Linked DNA regions of Homo sapiens: region 2 is linked to region 1. A link is an interaction called in ENCODE POLR2A ChIA-PET data of the cell type or tissue named here. Cell type or tissue: OCI-LY7. All regions are shown on one strand.

Region 1 (4,000 bases):
GAAAAAGTATATTAATGTAGATGAAACTATTGGAATACATTTACCCATAGTATTTCTGAAGAGCAGATGACAATGTCTAAAAGACAGATTCTTATGGCAAAATTGTAGAGTGCAGTGTGAAATCTGCACATACCTTAACTTCAGGGGCATTAGTCATAATAGTGACCTACTTCACTGGGTTGTTAGGACATATGTAATATTCTAGGTAAAAGGAAGGAGATTCTTTGAGCCAACCAGTGTGTCTAACCTTCCCAGAATCCCATGATAACTTTCTTTATTTTCTTTTTTGGTTTATTTGGCTGAAGTTAATGTTAAGACAAGATATATTCTAATATATATCAAAAGAGTTTAGAACCCATGGGCCGAAGAGTTTAGAGCTCATAGTAATGCAAATTACTTACATCATTCCATTTAATACCAGAGTGATATGAGCTCTGCACTGAACAGCCAAAGCTGCAAATAGTTGGCAAGAAAATGAAGGGCCTGTCCCAAAAGAATGCTCTGCTTCAGGCTCTACCAAAGACAAATTCTTCAGTGGAGCATATCAGCTACCATAGGAAAACAGAAGCAAAGTTATGTCAGTGATTCTAGAACCCATACTGCTCTGACTTGAAAGTACGTTGGTGTTTGTTGAAAGCTCATTGTAGCATCATTGGCTATGATCAAGTTCTCATGGTAAAAGAAAAATAGTATCTTTTTTGTCAGAAAAGAGCGTTTGTAATAAATATGATACATTTAAACTTGGATTTTCTTGTGGAAAATAGACTAGTTTTTTAAAGGATAGCACTAAGTTAAATTAATTTATATATCTATAAAATGAGCTTCTTCATTTGTACATTCAATGACTCTAGCTGATTTTCCCAAAATATATCACACAGTCAAACATTCCCACCAAGCTAAGACTAGAAACAAGTTGTTAGTAAGAGGAATAATGGTGAGAAGTAGACCTGCCAAGACTGAATAATTAAAAATGATCCAGAGTTGAAAAAAGCAGAGTATTTTCCCCCACCTCCTTATGTTACAACATCTTACAACAGTAGCACAAATGCTTCTGTGGTTTACAATGAAAATGGCAGAATTCCTTAGGCCAAGGGACTCAGAATATAAATTCTCCCCCTACTTTCCATACTGGGGCCATAGTGGGAAAGATGCAGCTCTCTTGTCCTCTGGCTTTTTCAAATACAGAAAATTAATTTTAATTTTTATTTATTTATTTTTGAGAGGGGCAGTCTGGCTATGTTTCCCAGGCTGGTCTTGAACTCCTTGGCTCCAGCGATCCTCCTGCCTCAGCCTCCCAAAGTGCTGGGATTACAGGTGTGAGCTATCACACTCAGCTCACCCTTCTTGTTTTTAATAAATAAAGTGAAAGCTTTTTATAAAAAGAATGTTGCTTGGCTATTCTCATCTCTAGTAAAGATGGAGAGATAGTAATAGGATTCGACTTCATCAGAAGGAGTTTAGGGTGAGCTAGGAAGAATTTCCTGCATCCAGGAGTGATGAGGCAAAGAACAGCTCCTGATGATTGTGCTTTTCCTGTCCCTGAAAGAATTTGCAGATGATGATACAGCATGTATTTGGTGGGGTGGTAAGCGTAGTAATGGGATCAGGAATGCAGAATATTAGTTATGGAATAACAGGCCGCTCAGTTGCTAAGGAATCCTAAAAATAGGGCATGAGTGACTAGCTGAGAGGGGTGGGGAGGAATGGATGGTTTCCTGGGTTTCATTGGGCGCCCAGATCTGACAAAGACAATGCAGGGCTGCTTTCTGCAGCTGCAGAGATTGAGCAGCAAGCGTGGACAGACAAGTCTGAATCCTAACTATCTTGCAGAGCTATTCTTAATAATAGCTTAGCTTTCTTCCTGTGCAGGCCAGCCCCAACACACACAGTCCTCAGACTCACAGTAAAGTCTTGAGGCTTGGGTTCTTGGGGCAGAACAGAGGTCCACAGTTCCTCCAACAACTGTGCCCATATGCACATCCCCTCTTCCAGCCCCATCTAATTTTCAAATGAATTCCCCAGCTTGGAAACTGTTTGGGTAACAGACTCCCACCCATCATTCCACAGTGTGCAAAGCTGACTATTTGCATACTGTGGTGAGAGAAATCTAATAGGTGAAAAAAGGGTGGATGATTTTATTTTGAAGCAAAGTTGTGTTTGTTGTCATCCTGGACAAGTTGACCTCTGCAAAACTTCTTGTTTTGAAGATTCCACAAAACTATTTTAAGCAAAGTTTACAGCTTATCAAATAAATGGAGAAACTCCCTAGGGAATAATGTGTTAGAAAATTTGCCTGCCCATTTCCCACATCCTCTAACTGACAGCCTATCAATGCTGTGCTACTTGTTTCCTCTGAGACAGGTTCTAATACGGATTGTGGCTTTCATTTGCTTGGTGGGATTTTAAAAAATTTCTGATGTTGTTATAACAAAGGGCTTTGCTCATTTTTCTTTTAGTCAATGACAAAACATGGTAGAAATGATATTTGGCTGCTGTGTGGACACCAGGGAGATGGCAGGAAAATGAAGAGAGTAGAGGAGACCTGGAGGAGGACATCAGCAGAGGAAAGGAAACCTAGCTCTCCTGCCCTGAGCAAGTGTTGCTATAGGACAGAGAAGGTTGGGTTCATGCTCTGTGGATCCCTTTGATGTCTTTGTCCATTCTTTTAAAAAGCTGGCTCAAAGGAAGAAAGCTCAGGGCTCTGTTTCTAAAGATTTCTATTTTACCCTTTTTAGCAATATTATTAGTTCATGGGCTTGGAGACTTAGTAAGTGACATTGGTTTGTGGGATTATACAAAGGACATCCCAACCCAATGGAAAAAATCTTTCCCCAAACTTTCATTGAGATTCACTGCTTTATTAAGACATTAACTTTTCCTGGAAGGCTCTGTTTAATTTAGAAAGAAGAAAAGAAAAAACCTTGGTAGGGAAGAACGGTTATATCATTACCAGACATAATGTGATGACTAGCCAGTAGAATATAGGACACGGAACAGGTGGGTTCTTTCCTATTTTAAATATGAAATATAATTTAGGTGTAGTAAATTTTACCCTTTTAGTGTACAGTCTTGCAAGTGTTGACAAACATGTGTAGTCATGTAACCACCACCATAGTCAAGATATGGAGCAGTTTTCATCACATCAAAACATTTTTACTTATATCAGGGTAATATCAGATATTATCCATATCCCTTCTGGTTAAACCCTTCCCCAATCCCTAGCAACAACTGATCTGTTTTCTGTTCCCCTAGGGTTACCTTTTTCAGGCAATGTCATATAAATAGTCTCATACAATATGTAGCCCTTTTAATCTGGTTTTTTTCACGTAGCATAACATATTTGAAATCTATCCATGTTCTTTTGTGTTTTAACAGTTTCTTCCTTTTTTTACTGCTGATTATTATGTCATTGTAGGGATGCACCAGAATTTATTTATTCATTCCCCAGTTAAGGGACTGCTATGGAATGATTTCCGTCCCCCGCAGATTCACATGTTGAAACCCTAACTCCCAATGTGAGGATTTGCATAGGTCTTTTAGGAGGCAATAAAGGTTAAATGAGGTCATAAAGGTGGGGCCCTAACCCAATAAGGTTGGAGCCCTTATAAGAAGAGGAAGACACATCAGGTCTCTCTGCAAGCACACAGACTAAGTAAGGAGAGGTTACAGGAGCACGCAATGAGAAGGCAGCTCTCTGCAAGCCAGGAAAAGAGCTCTCGCCATAAATCAAATCGACTGGCACCTTAATCTTGAACTTCCAGTCTCCAGAGCTGTAAGTAAATAAATTTCTGTTGTTTAAGTCATCCAGTCTGTGGTATTTTGTTATAGCAACCCAAGCAGCCTAGTGGTCAGAAGGAAAAATCTAGCTAGGATTCTAGTCACCCAGTATGAGTTACTAATAAGCAATAGTCATTTGATAACTTAGTCATGCCCTAAATGGAGTGGCCATGGTGGCTAGTCTCTGCCATTTAGTGAGCTAGATAAAGATCAGTGAGAATAA
Region 2 (4,000 bases), 110 kb before region 1:
TGATTTTTTTTCTCCCTTTTTAATGTTCTCTCAGCAGAATCAGGGTTAGTCACATTCCTTATAGAAGTTCCTTCCAGAAACTTGCCTGGAGATTATAAGCCTGGATGCCAGTGGGGGTTTCAGCATTCAGTAGGTAAATTTTCATGTAATTCAGTGTTTCGTATGATACCCTCACGTTCAATTAAACAAGGTTGACCCCTAACCAAAGACCCTTTGTTTACCCTCTCCACCTCTTCAGAGGAGAAAGCTCTCATCTTTTGCTGGGATTGGAAAGGAGCAGTCACCTAGCTGTACAGGGTTGTAGGGAGGTTCTGGAAAGTCCATCTGCTTCTTAACAGATTTTCAAATATCTTCCTGCTTTTAACCCTTTTTTACTCTCACACCCAGAGGTATCTAGTTGCTTCATGACTTTTCATTCCTATTGCTGCCTTATGGGTCAACCCTCTCTGATATGCTAGAATGTTATCACTTGTTTACCTGCTTTCCAGCTCCACGGATTTTACTGTGGTCACCTTCCCTGGTCTTAATGCCTCTTTCATTGTATCCTTTTACTATCACTTTAATGGGGTTTCTGGAGTAAACACAGGTAAATGTGTATTATCAATTCTTACTATGGATTATCTATAAAAAAGTTTACTTACTGGATAGTAGCCAAATTAAGTTAACTATTTGATTATATGTAAACTGACAGCTAAAGTAAGGTATCTATATTTACAGTTTTATAAATTTTAACTGCCTAAAAGTTAGATAAAATCAAAATAGTCCAAATCTTTGATAATTTAATTTCACGAAAAAAATTACGGTATTTAAATTCTCTGAAAGAACATCTATATTTCAATGGTGTCACATTAAATTATACATGTTTTCTTTTCTCAGAATAACTACCTATTTTTATACCCACAAACAAGAAAGGCAATTTACTAACCTCTGCTTCTGTTGCTTGGGACTGTAAAAGCTGTCGTATACGAAGTATGTCCTTTTCGATTTGCTGAATTCTGGCTATTCTTCGCTAAAATAAAACAAGAAACCTAATTAGTTATGTTTTTATTAATAATATTAATAGAAATAATCATACTATGGCTACCACTTAAAAGCTCAGGGTTATGTCAAATCATTCTCATTTAAAAAGCTAGACATATAAATATATTCACCCTTTAATAACAAATTGGGGTCAGTTCAATTTTTCTTTTCTTTTTTTCTTTTTTTTTCGAGACAGAGTCTCGCTCTGTTGCCCTGGCTGGAGTGCAGTGGCATAATCTCAGCTCACCGCAACCTCCGCCTTCCGGGTTCAAGTGATTCTTTTGCCTCAGGCTCCCGAGTAGCTGGGACTACAGGCGCGCACCACCACGCCCAGCTAATTTTTGTATTTTTAGTAGCGATGGGGTTTCACCATACTGGCCAGGCTGGTCTCGAAGTCCTGACCTTGTGATCCGCCTGCCTCGGCTTCCCAAAGTGCTGTGGGCTTACAGGCGTGAGCCACTGTGCCCGGCCCTGGGTCAGTTCAATTTTTTGTAATACACTGGACTTTATTCAACAGATGTCTAGATCTGCTTAGTAAAACTGGAAATACAAGTCATATATCAAATTGTATGTTGCATGAATTATGAAAATTGACACAATACACATTGTGAAAATTTATTCTCAAAAAATATTTCAACAAAGAGAAAATTACACCTGCATTTAATCTTTTATATTAATCGAGACATTAATACAATATAATAAATTTATATAAACATAGTATACCAGTAAAGGGAAAGAACATCTGATTTGTTTTAATAAATATCAGGGTCCCCAACCTTTTTGGCACCAGGGACTGGTTTCGTGGAAGAAATTTGTCTACTGACTGGGGCAGGGGAAGTCTCAGGATAAAACTGCTCCACCTCAGGTCCTCAGGCATTAGATAAGATTCTCATAAGGAGCCCGCAACCTAGATCCCTCACATGTGCAGTTCACAAGCGGGTTCATGCTCCTAATGCAGCCACTGATGGTGGCAGGAGGCAGGGCTCAGGTGGTAATGCTTGCTCGTGGCCTGGGGGCTGGGGACCCCTGGTTTAAACAGTAGGCCCAACTCTTCCCCAAAGTTACTTCTGTCATAAGTTAGTAGTATTTTTCAGCCTTTCCAAGTACCTAACTGTGGCTAAACATTATTTTTTCTCCAACACTAGGATCATAAAGAGGATAGAGCTTTTGCTTTTCCACTATATGGAGACCATCAACTGGTCACAAAGCAGTAACTACAGATTGAACCACATGGAATGGAAACAATGTGGGGAATATATTGTGTGTGTGTGTGTGTGTTTTTTAAGCTAGACTTCATTTTAACTTTTATGAATACTAGTGGAAGTGGAAAAAACAACTCACTTATGAATAAAGACTTTGCAAATGTCTCATAAAGCTAGTTTATGACAAATCAAACACATATGTTTTAAAAACAAGTACTGACAATGTTGTACCATTTTCTGTAATAATTCTATAGTTATTGACATCCTAATATTGAGAAATCAAAAATTATATTATAAAAGTAAACTGTTTCAATAAGGGGTGTGTGTGTGTTAGAAGCTAGATGGAGTATTTCCAAACATTTTTCAGTTATGTTCTCCATCAATAAAATATTTCGGAACAAATATCACCCCCAACAGATAAATAATAAAAGTACTATGGCAATTAGCTTTAAATACATGCAGTTATAAAACTTACTCTTTGATCACATCTAGTTTTACTTAAATACAATGCCTTCATGCTTTTCTTACTACCATAGTAAAAATGTTTACTGCTATCATCCAGTCTTATGATAAACAAAGAACAGAAAACTCAAGTTGTGTTCGCTGCCGGGCACGGTGGCTCACGCCTGCAATCCCAGCACTTCAGGAGGCCGAGGCAGATGGATCACTAGGTCAGAAGATTGAGACCACTCTGGCCAACACAGTGAAACCCCGTCTCTACTAAAAATACAAAAAGAAATTAGCCAGGCATGGGTGACGCGTGCCTGTAATCCCAGCTACTCGGGAGGCTAAGGCAGGAGAATCGCTCGAACCCAGGAGGCAGAGGTTGCAGTGAGCTGAGATCATGCTACAGCACTCCAGCCTGGGCGAGAGTGAGACTCCGTCTCAAAACAAAAACAAAAACAACCCCCACCCCCCAAAAAAAACCCAAATAAAACAAGAAGCTGTGCTCACAGTCCCAAATTAATCTATCTTAATTTTCTCCCTCTTTTCTTTCTTTTTAACAATATAACTAAGCTGAGTCTCTATCATGATTCTGAAAGTAGTAAACTTAAGGTAAAAAAATATTCTCAGGCCAGGCACCGTGGCTCAGGCCTGTAATCCCGGCACACTGGGAGGCCAAGGTGGGCAGACTGCTTAAGCTCAGGAGTTTGAGACCAGCCTAGGGAACATGGTGAAACCCCGTCTCTACAAAAAATACAAAAATTAGCCAGGCATGAGGGCATACGCCTGTAGTCCCAGTGACTTGGGAAGCTGAGGAGGGAGGATGGCTTGAGCCTGGGAGGCGGAGGTTGCAGTGAGCGATATCGTGCCACTGCCCTCCAGCCTGGGAGACAGAGCCAGACTGTCTCAAAAAAATAGAAAAAAAAAAAAATATTCTTTAAGTAACAAATCTTACCATGTCCAATTCACAGTATGAAAACCATCTGAAGAAGTACCTGTACTTTTGCTAGTTTTCTAAAGATATTGCAAAGATGAGTGATCATTTCCATAACCAGGTGGCAAGTACTTCCTAGCTTTAGAGAAATAGCCAAGCTACATAAAATTACTGGATTTCTAAATTTGATTGTTTCCTCCTTTTCTATATAATCAGTTTCTATATAATTAGCTCCCTTCCATCAATATAGGCCTAAATAAAAATTTTTAATATTTAGAGGATGAAAATAGGAAATTATATCTCCCACTCCTCTCCGTTTTACACTACATTTCCATATTGCCAGTATCTCACTAAATACTGAGGTCATGTCTATGTCTTGATGTCCAGTGAGGTGGATGGT

What was found. ChIA-PET counts read pairs that join two places held together with the same protein. Peaks named below come from ENCODE experiments on the same cell type or tissue, not always from the same donor. Only the 100,000 strongest peaks of a DNase experiment are listed, where the experiment ranks them.
Region 2: POLR2A ChIA-PET joins it to region 1 with 5 read pairs; 3 of 35 experiments call an interaction of 5 or more read pairs at or near these places.

The regions. Positions count from the first base shown.
Region 1 is chr5:112,682,616-112,686,615 of GRCh38, reverse strand. It overlaps LOC102467216 (a long non-coding RNA gene), which reads left to right and starts at 3,728. Exons shown (of 3, transcript NR_104673.1): 1 at 3,728-3,772. In OCI-LY7, no CTCF peak of the experiment used is centred here; DNase peaks (open chromatin) are centred at 1,815 and 2,305.
Region 2 is chr5:112,789,455-112,793,454 of GRCh38, reverse strand. It overlaps APC (APC regulator of Wnt signaling pathway), which reads right to left. Exons shown (of 16, transcript NM_000038.6): 7 at 926-1,009. Among named protein-coding and RNA genes, the nearest start is that of APC, 54 kb to the right of the region's middle. In OCI-LY7, no CTCF peak of the experiment used is centred here; no DNase peak of the experiment used is centred here.